Regions from separate parts of the Homo sapiens genome. Here region 1 is linked to region 2. Evidence: chromatin loops called from intact Hi-C (ENCODE). Cell type or tissue: MCF 10A. All regions are shown on one strand. Links, peaks and the distances in the headings refer to the core of each region. The heading gives the core; the rest is flanking DNA.

Evidence for each region. Hi-C counts contacts between places; a loop is a spot of excess contacts. Peaks named below come from ENCODE experiments on the same cell type or tissue, not always from the same donor. Only the 100,000 strongest peaks of a DNase experiment are listed, where the experiment ranks them.
Region 1: a loop joins it to region 2, with 2.0 times the contacts of the local background. A loop is called at or near these places in 1 of 110 quality-filtered maps.

What each region holds. Positions count from the first base shown.
Region 1 is chr7:46,158,539-46,163,922 of GRCh38, reverse strand. No RefSeq gene overlaps it. Among named protein-coding and RNA genes, the nearest start is that of IGFBP3, 240 kb to the right of the region's middle. In MCF 10A, for the core only: no CTCF peak of the experiment used is centred there; a DNase peak (open chromatin) is centred at 2,852.
Region 2 is chr7:46,255,490-46,260,873 of GRCh38, reverse strand. No RefSeq gene overlaps it. Among named protein-coding and RNA genes, the nearest start is that of IGFBP3, 340 kb to the right of the region's middle. In MCF 10A, for the core only: no CTCF peak of the experiment used is centred there; a DNase peak (open chromatin) is centred at 2,623.

The DNA.
Region 1 (5,384 bases), core at 152-5,151, 97 kb after region 2:
AACCCCATCCTAGAGCTGTGAGTGTGGTCGATGCCCTAACAGGAGCAATAGCAGGATCGATGGAACATAGGGTCCACCCCAAACCAATCCATTTGTTGAGAAAATAAATGACAAAGGTATTTTCTGAAATGAATCAGTGGTAAGGAAAGGTAATCCCTCATCCTATTTCTGATGGAGAGCATGCAAATCTATTGGGAGAGCAAGTCCCCTCCCGGAGCCCAGACTCCAGGAAGACTCAGCTCAATGCCTCCTCGGCTCTGAGGATCCCTCCTGCCACTTATTCTTCACCATGATGTGTTCATGTTTTTCTGCCTCCCTAGACTTTAAGGGTGTGTGAGCAGAGACCATTTTGCATTCACTGCAGAAGAGGAAGACGATGTAAAGATGGATGAGCCCAGTCACCAGGGTACCATGGGTCTCAGGCTGGCAGCTATGAGCCAGAGTGCTTCACTAGCTCAGCAAATATTTACACAGTTCCTACAATGTGCCAGCTGCCTTTATCCTAAGTGCTGGGAGTACAACAGTGAACACAGCAAAGTCTGCACCCCAGTTGGGAGGAACTCATGATCACATGTGAAAGAAAGCATGTCAGCAGATAGGACACAGAGAGGAAGTGGATGGAATGGGGCCTTGATGGATGCTCAGACATGAAGACAGACACCTCCTTGACTGACACAGAAAGAAGGCCGAGCTCATCTGCAATAAAAACACCAACAAAGAAAATGCGAAGGTCACGGAAGGATTATAAGTTTGCATCTGTCCGTCCGAGGTGGCAGCAGAGCCACTGAGTCCAGGACCAGGACTTGGTGTCCTTGAGCTGGAGAGTGAGCAGTGAGGGACAGAGTCAGCCTGCTGCCACCATCCCACCCTGACAGAGAGTGCCCCTCCATGGAAACAAAGGGTGTGTGCTTGACCCCAGGTGGGAAGAGGCAGAATCAAGCAGATTAAAAAGTCCTTGGGAGCAGAATTCCTGCACTTGGCTTCTGTCCCAGACTTACTTCTAAGTTGGGCCACTTTCAACCAGGCGCATGAATCCACATCAAGAGACCAGGGAATTCCCCTTAAAGAGCATGCTAAACATATTTTTCTACCTGACACCCAGAGCCTTCTCCAAATAGCCAGCATCTCTACGTCAGGAACTGCTGGGCTTCAGCATGAGTGGGGATTCAAGCTCTGGGCTCACTGCAGTCTGGCATCACATCCAAGCCCCACCCACACCCAGCTCATCTCAGCTGCCCAGCGCTCACTACCTCAGCTGACTCAAGCCCTCTTCCAGAGACAATGCATCCCTTAAATGAGACAGCCAGGTGGGAAGGGGCCCCCAGAGAAACTCCAACCAGTCTGTGCACTAGAGTGGAGCCACAGAAGTTCTGTGCTGTTTGCAGCAGGGAGAAGCCTGGCCCCTCCTCTTCCTGGGTGGAACCTGGGATTCAATCTGTGAGGTGGGAAGCGCACAGGCAAAAAGCACACTCTCTTGCTTCACTAAGAGTCTCTGTTACCCCTTTTTTCCCTTTTTGCCCAATAAATCCCATTTTTCTCACTCTTCAAATCATCTACGAGCCTAAATTTTCCTGGCTGTGTGACAAGGACCCTGTCTTTAATTGAGCTAAGGAAAAGTCTCGCAACATTAACATTCCTTCCAAATGTGCCTGTGGCTTTGTACACTTCTGTTTCTCTTGCCATGATATCTCTTGTGCCTAACTCTGTCTGGCAGGTAGTAAGTGTTTAATAAATAGCTAAGAAAAAAAAATTAAAAGGAAGGGAGAGGAGAAGGAGGGATGACAAGCTCACTAGCATTCAAATAAAGTCACAACAAGGACTTGGTGGGGTGGTGTAAGGATCCAAGCCCATTGGATAAATGGATACAAGATACGAATGTTCCCTTCCAGCCTCATTTGTTACATCTTTGACTTAAGCCCTAAGTGTTGAGCATTTTTCTGGCACTCCCCTGGAGAATCGCCTGCAGATTCGGTTACATGGTGGATTCAGCAGACTCCACACACTGAGCTCTGTGCCAGGGCCTGGCTGTTTTCTGGCTCAATCCTCTCAGCAGCCCTAGAAGTGGAGTTTGGTACTCCTGCTGTGGAGATGAGGAAACAAGACTCTGAAAATTTAGGAGATGGCCCCAACCTGGCAGCTAGTGGCACCTAGCACTGAGCTCCATCTTGCCCTCTGGGCCCAGAACTCCTTTGGTGCCTGTGGTGTGCCTGCGATTGCCTTGTGAGGTGGGGCTTACTGTGTAGAAAGAGCCAAAAGTATTCAGCAAGAGATCTATGGTCCAGCATGGTGACTATACTTAATAACAACATACTGTGCACTCCAACATTACTGACAGAGTAGATTTGAAAAGCTTTCACCACAAATAAATGACAACTATGTAAGCTAACGTATATGCTAATTAGCTGAATTTAGCACTTCCACAGTGTGTACATATTTCAAAACATGGTTTTGTACACCATAAATATATACAATTTTACTTGTCAAATAAAAAATAAGTAGTAAGAACAAAAGTTTTAAGAACTGTCGTAAAATGAAATCAAGCCATTTCTGCTACCGGACAGACTCGCCTTCCAGGCTCCATGCCTCTTCTTTCCTCTTGACTTAAACTAACTCCCTGGACTAAAACCTTGGGTCCTGCTACCTTCACCATATGCTGCCCATCAGCCCTTGGTGGCCCCTTCAACAGCGGGGCCTGGGCCATCAGATCCTCGGCCTTCCTACTGTGGCCTCTGCCTGCCAACTTGTCCTGACATCTCCCAAAGTGAAAATGCTCATGGCCAAATTTGGCCCCAGCCCAGGGCCTCGGCTTCGCAGCACGAGCAGGGCCACAGCTCTGGGTGCCTGAGTCGTGCGTCATCCACAAGCAAGGGCACTGCTCATGCTCCTGTTGCCAGTGGGCAAACCAGGGCAGGACTTGATGTTATTTGTCCCATTAATCATGATCTTGGAGAAAAAAAATCTTGAGATGACTATTTCAGCACACCACATAGTAACTGAATGTTAGTCACATCAATCCATTTTCAGACAGCAAAGGAGGCAAATTTGAAGAAGCAGAGTAAGTACTTTGCACTATGTGGCTATTGTTCACAGATAACCAGATGTTAATTAAAGAAGGAAAAGACTGAAATCGATCTATTACCCTGATTACACTAATCCTTCACTCCTGTTTGCAGATTAAATGGCCAATACATTCTATCACTGCATTGATTCAAACTATGGGCCCAGGGACCCTCTTCCTCAAGACTTCTAGACAGGATTTTAGTTATCTAAACTGTAACTAAATTTTAGTTTGTCTTTGTATCTGTATTTGTTCTTTCTTCACTCTTTGCAACCAACCTAGACCTTGTTCTTAAGGAGTGAGAGGGGGCAGAACCTTTTTTTTTTTAGTCAATGATGTATTTCCTCAGGTATCAAGCACATAAAGTGAACACAAAGGGATAGTACAGATTTTGGAATTAATTTTTCAAATTGTATTGATAATGGAGTGCTGACACTTGGTGAATTTAGTTCTTCTCTATTGCATCAGACAAATCTAAGGAGTGGAGTCCTCATCCATGTCGTGGAAGTCTCATCAGTGATTTCATGCCAAGTCAAGGCCGATGCAGAGGAAGTAACTGTGGACCAGCAATGAGAGATTTGGCTTCTATCCCTGTGCCATCCTGACTCCCCTGTGACTTTCCCTGTCTGTAAATGGAGAATCTTGGAGTCCCAGGCCCCAGCTGGCAGTCACGATGGTTATTTGAGCAGAACCCTTGCAGTGTGGCATGCTTTGGAGAAGAGAACCAGCACGTGCTAACAGCCATTGAAGAGCAATGACAGCACTGCTCCCATGTCCACTGAGGAACAGAGTGACTGCTGTTCCTCTTGCTGGTGCACCGTTCTCCAATGACACTGGCGGAGAGTCAAGGAGTGAACTGGGAGAGGAAGCAATTGTATCGGAAAAATATCGCCTAAACAGAAGAGTTCCCCAGAAGCTCAATGTGATAGTTAACTGCATGTGTCAAATGTGCTGGGCCACAGAGCCCAGATATGGGATTAGACATTATTCTGGGTGTGTCAGTGAGAGTGTTTTGGATGAGATTAACATTTAAATTAATAGGCTGTGGGCAAAGCAGGACCTTTGGCTGTGACCAAAACCTATCCCCATGGGATCCTGTAAGACACAAATGAGGAAACCTCAGCCTGCCCCACTTTTGTTCCCAATGGGGCACGTAGGAAGGGCAGCTTCACCATAGGGCTTAAAATTGGCCCTTAGACCCAAAGCACTTAGACCTGCATCCTACTCAGGGAATCTCTCCTTTATTATTGCCCCTCAAAACTTGATACCAGTTTCTCCAATGTTTGATTCAAGTATTAGAAAATGCTTCAGAATATCCATTGAAAGAGATAAAGGCAATAATAAACAACTCTTCATTAAGTATCTACTATATTCATAGCACTGTTATATCCATGGGACAATAAAGTAATTAACCTTCATGCTGAACTTTCCCATGCATCTTACTATTTGCTATTAACAAACATCTTGTGAGAAAAAGAATATAAGCACATGTTGTAGATAATGAAAATGAGTTTTAGAGGGTTCAAATTGAGTTGTGCAATGTGAGGAATGTGGAATTTGGATTCAGGTGGGCGGTTCATCCTAACCTTGAGAGTTTTACTACCATGAATCTGTCTTAGAGGAGAAAGCATCACTGACTTCCCCTGCATATTTATGGACTCAAATTCATCATTGCTTGGTCCCCAAGCACCTCCACCTCTATATTGGCCTGCAGCTTAGGGGAGTGTTTTTTTTTTTTTTTTTTTGAGACAGTTTCACTCTTGTCTCCCACGCTGGAGTGCAATGGCACTATCTCAGCTCACTGCAACCTCCGCCTCCTGGGTTCAAGCGATTCTCCAGCATCAGCCTCCTGAGTAGCTGGTATTACAGGCACCTGCAACCACGCCCAGCTAATTTTTGTATTTTTAGTAGAGATGAGATTTCACCACGTTGGCCAGGCTGGTCTCGATCTCCTGACCTCAGGTGATCCACCTACTTCGGCCTCCAAAAGTGCTGGGATTATAGGTGTGAGCCACCACACCCAGCCAAGGGAGATTTTTATATGACCATTTGGAGGAAAATTCTGTAAGCAATATAATTATTATTTTTAAAAATTACCTTTCTCTTATAATTTATAAGAAATATATCAGTCAGGAGAAAGAGGCAGAAAAAAACCAATCTAAGTAATTACTGGTCTTCTCAACTGTCAATCCACATCAAAATTAAGCCTGCTCCATCTTTGTTGCCACGCTCATAATTTATGAAATATTTGTCACTGCATATGCACTTTGCACAGTTGAATTTATCATGAGTGAAGTGTTTCATTTGTTTTCTCAATAAGCTAGCA
Region 2 (5,384 bases), core at 168-5,167:
TGTGGTTCACACCAGCACCAGCCTTGAGATCTCTACTGAGCCTTTCAGTTCACTGAAACGTCACTGTTTTATACTGTGTGTCTGGTAGGGTCAGGGTGGGGAATTGAGGGCTTCTAAGGAGGTGTGAACCTCAATTGCACCAGACAATTTCAACTCTCCTCTCTACCTGACCTCATTGGAAGCCCCTTCCTCCAGCCTCCTGAATGTTGACCCCTTTCTCAAGACAGCTCAAATAAGTCCTCCCTTCTCAGAGGCTTTTCTTACCAACCCTGGGGACACCTGACACCTGTCCAGTGCCCTGTCTCCATTGTATTCAAAACCCAGGGGAACTGACGTAGCCCTCTTTGCTCAGACTGTCTCTCTCTCATTTCTCCATCCTCAGGACCTGACAGACCACCTGGCATCACCAGATGCCCAACACCACTTGTGGGATGAGTGTTCAATGGAGATTAGGATCAAGAACACACACAGACATGGCTTCTGCCCCTGTGCAGCTTTTCATCTGCACAAGACAGACATAAATCCAATTCCCACTAGCTCTTATAACAACAAAGTCCCACAAAGGAAAAGTGCAGATTTGTCATGAAAACATTCAACAGAGGGGCCTGATCCAGTCTGGAAGGTTATGGAGGCTTCCTTTTAAGTCCAGATTCAAGGAATGAGTAGGCACTAAGTGGAGGGTGAGGCTGGGGAACAGAGTGGCAAGTGCCCTGGCAAATATTTGTGCAAGATGAGGGGATGTTGACACACTGTGTCCAAGCAACTAAAAAAAAAGCTAAATAACTTAGGTGTGCTCAATCTAAACATGAATGTTTATCTCCTTATGAAAGAAAGAAATGCATCCACACATACTCAGATGTGAAGTTAGAATATTTTGTGGTCTCTTTTCATGGGATGTGCCAGGGTGGGGGTGGGTGATGTCACACGTGATATATTAAGGGGGAGAATTTATATTCCATGTTTAAGCTAAACTTGCCAGTGACTTTGATGTCTTCAAATGTTTACAAAAGTTTAACTTAGAAAAAAAAACCTTAGTTTTTTTTTAACAATAAGAGAAATGAGCTTTTAAATTTATTTTCTAAGAGTGTTTTACTTAGGAAAATAAATGTTAAAAGAATGCTTCAGTTCCTTAAGCATCTGTCATAATATTTAGGTAGCATTAAAAAAAAAAGGCAGAATGGCATGGATTTCAACGGAAGTTTTAAAAAATTAAAATGAAGGAATTTTTGGAATCTATTTTATTTTAAAATCTATTCTTTATAAAACAGCTTTATGGAAAAAATGAATTAATTCAAATTTTCCTATATTTTAGTATAAGTTGTCTGAACATAATTACAAAGGCAGAACTATTTTTGCTATATCTCTAATCAGTCAAAAAATTTCTTTTTCTCTAAAAGGATTAAAAGGTAGGTTAATATGCTGTTTAAATTTATGTTTAGAAAGGCTTAAGAAGGGAACCAAGGTGTTCAGAGAGACCGATGAGGTAGGTAATGAGACCATGGAATTAGGTGACGGAAACAGGAGAAGCCGCATATGCCCCTCTGCATGTGTGTGTGTAAGTGTGTGTGTGTACATGTGTGTGCATGTGTGTGTGTAGAAATAAAAAGTACAATTTTTTGACATGATAAATTTGAGGTGCTAATGACAATTTGATGATATTCAAAATATAGGTTTGAAACTATGGACATTTGCTAGAGCTGTACATTGAGGAGTCACCTGCACAGTGGTGTCTGAGGAAGGTGCAATTGTAACTGAACTAGCCCACAGGTAGGAAGAATGAAAGAAGAAGAGAAGCAAGAACAGAATCTTGGAAATTTGAAGTTATCCTCCCCAGAATAATTATCTAAAAGCAACATAAGGTGCTCCAATAGGTCTTATATTTAGACATTATTTTCAATCTGTAAACTCAATAAGTCCTCAATATTTAAGGTAATGGTCATTAAAAAAAAAAAGAAACCTAACAAACTGTATCTCAACCAGTTGATCAAGGCCAACATCAACAGTAATAAATCATGTTGATAGTATGTGTCCTTGGAATTATGGCATGAGAATGTCACTTAATCTCTGTGGTCTTCCTTCTGATAATCCTTAATCCCAGTCTAATCATGAGAAAAAATCAGACAAATCCCAATGGAGGGACATTCTAGAAAATACCTGACCATACTCCCCACAAATGCCAAGTTCATCAAAGACATGGAAGATCTGAGAAACTGTCACAGCCAAAGATAGACTAAAGAAACATGCTGTCTAAATGTAATGTGGATGAGATCTTGGACTAGAAAAAAGACATTAGAAAAAAATACAGAAATCTGGATAAAGTATGGATTTTAGTTAATAATAATGATATATACATATTAGTTTACTAAACACATTAGAGAGATGTCCAAGGTTTTTTAAAGTTAAAAGTACATAATACGATACATTCTTATAAAATTCACTGTGCTTTAATACTCAACAAAAAGCAGGAAAACTTAGATTGTATTTTTCATTTTAGTACGTTGTTACAATCTGAAAATTAGGACCACTTATTCCAAAGGACATTTTTTTTTCTTTGTAATGAATTCATGTCATGATTCAGTGAGCAGGTATGTATTGAGCTCATACTGTATACTAGGCATTCTGCCAGTTTACTGGAGATACTTGGCAGAAAAGGTCAGACTGTATATGAATAATTTCAATACAAATTAGAGATGCCATATCTAAGGGAGCAGGGAGGCCACAAGACAGGCATAGATTAATGTTATGAATTTTAGAGGAAATACTAGTAAAAATCCTCATGGCACAAAGAACATTAAAGCTGAATGGTGAAAATGCACACATACAAGGAAGCAGTTAAGGATGTATCAGGAGGGGGAATTGCATGAACAAAGCAGAGAGGAGGAACCAGGCAAACTGACCCCAAATAAGGGTGAACAGTGCATGCGCCTTGAGAGAAAGGGAGGAGTTTGGCGGGCTGAGGAGGTGAGATGGGGAATACCATCAGGGCTGATGGCCAAGTGCTCTGAGTTTGGGTTTATTGAAGTAAATGGGTCACAGCAGATGTTCCAGAAGTTGGCATATCTTATAGTCAAAGATCTAATGTTAGAACCACACACATTCTACCCTATGAAAGAGCTCAATGCCTCAAATCTGAAAAATAGAAAAATAACACATCATCATTCCCATTCTCCTAGGGAAAGAAGTCCCTTCCAGTTTGAAATATGATGGAAAGCAGAGACGAGAGATGATTTCCTAAGAAGATCCCAGTATGCAGAGCCAGGACTCTGGCATTAAGAAAATGCTACAGTTTGGATGTTTGTCCCTCCAGATCTCATGTTAAAATTGGATCCCCGGTGTTGGAGGTGTGGCCTAATGAGAGATATTTTGGTCGTGAGGGAGGATCCCTCGTGAATGGATTAATACTCTCTTGGGGTGGGTGAGTTCTTGCCTATTAGTACTGGAGAGAGCTGGCTGTTAACAAGAGCCTGGCACCCCACCCCCTCCCTCTTGCTTTCTTTCCCACCCTGTGATCTCTGGACACTTCAGCTGCACTTCCCCTTCGGAAGCAGCCTGAGGCCCGCAGCAGAGGCAGATGCCAGTGCCCTTCTTCTTGTACAGTCTGCAGAACTGTGAGACAAATAAACTTCTTTTCTTTATAAATTACCCAGCCTCAGGTATTTCTTTATAGGCACACTAGCTGGCCTAAGACAGGAAAGCACTAAAGCAGTCAGCAGAAAGTGGGAAAAAGTAGATTTGAGGCAGGGAAAAGTAGGAGAAGAAAAGGATCTGCCTTCACACTGTGTATTAATAGGTCAGATGGGCAGATGGGAGGGATCTGCTCATCTGTTTTTCAAAAATTGCTTTCGAGGCTGGTAAAAATACAAATTGGAAACTATCCAGCAAGTTGCGGCCAGTCAATTAAATAAATGTGGTCAGCAGAACCTAGACTCTTCCCAGGTTCTCCCCAGCCTGAGTGTTACCATAGGGAAGGGAGAAAGGTGGACATGTAACATGGGACTTATATTTTTTAATTAACTTTTTTCTTGAGATAATCATAGATTTAAAGGCAGATGTAAGAAATAATACTAAGATAGCATGTATTCCTTTTACAAAGCTGCCTGGATAGTTTTATAAGTTTTACAGTCTTTTCAGGGTAGCTATAAAATCTTACATTCCCACCAGCAATATACATGAGTGACCCATTTTCTCTACATCCTGGCCTGCGTTTGATACTTTCAGTGTTTATTTTAGTCATTCTTAAGGGCATGCAGCAACATCTAATGGTTATTTTAATTTGCATTTCCCTGTTGTTTAATAATGTTGAGTATCTTTTCACATGCTTATTTGCCATCTGTATATCCTCTTTGGTGAAAGCTGTCATTTAAAAATTTTCTAATTGGATTGGTTTTTGTTTGGTTTCGTTGTGTTTTGTTTACTGCTGAGTTTTGAGAGTTCTTTATGTATTCTAGATACTAGTCCTTTGTCAGATACGTAGTTTGCAACAGTGTTTCACAGAGCAAAAGTTTTTAATTTTGATGAGGTCCAACTGATCAACTTTTCTTTTATGGATAACGCTTTTGGTGTCAAGTTGATTAACTCTGCTTAGCCCTAGATTCTGAAGTTTTTTTCTATTTCTGTTTTGTGAAAGTGTGATAGTGTTAGCTTTGAATTTAAGTCTGGGTTCCATTTAGAGAAAATTTTTGCATATAGTGGAAACTTAGGCCCCTGCCGATAGCAACTGATATTGATTATTGCAAGTTTAGATAGGAATTGACGTTAATACTGGGTAGAGCAATTCTCTGACTCTATTTTTATTCAAAATAGTGTTTACTGTTTTATATCTAAGTCTACACAAAAGTATCCTGGAATTTTAACAGGGACTTAATTAACCCTGTAGATTGCATTAGGATCAGTGATATATTTAGTATGTTAATATTCCAATTCATGAACATGGCACACATCTACACTTATTTAGGTGGCTTTAATTTCCTTCTTCATAATTTTGTAATTTTCAGAATAGAAACCTTATACAGGTTTTGATATGTTTATGCCAAAGTATTAATTTTCTTTGAAATGATTATAATTGGTATTATATTTTAATTTTTCCCCACATATTTATTGTTTGTTCATGTTCATGCAATTTATTTTTCTATGTGGACACTTTTTCCTGCGACCTTGCTGAACTCACTTATTAATTCTAGTAGGGTTGTTTGTAGAATATTTTGGGATGTTCTGTGAAGATAATGATGTCATCTGCAAACAAGAATAGTTCTGTTTCTTCTTTCCAATCTCTATGGCTTTTATTTATTTTACTTGCCTTACTTCAGTAGCTAGAATGTCCAGTACTTCTATTTTATGTAAGAAATTATGTAAACTTAGTGTTAATTGTTCTTTAAATATTTACT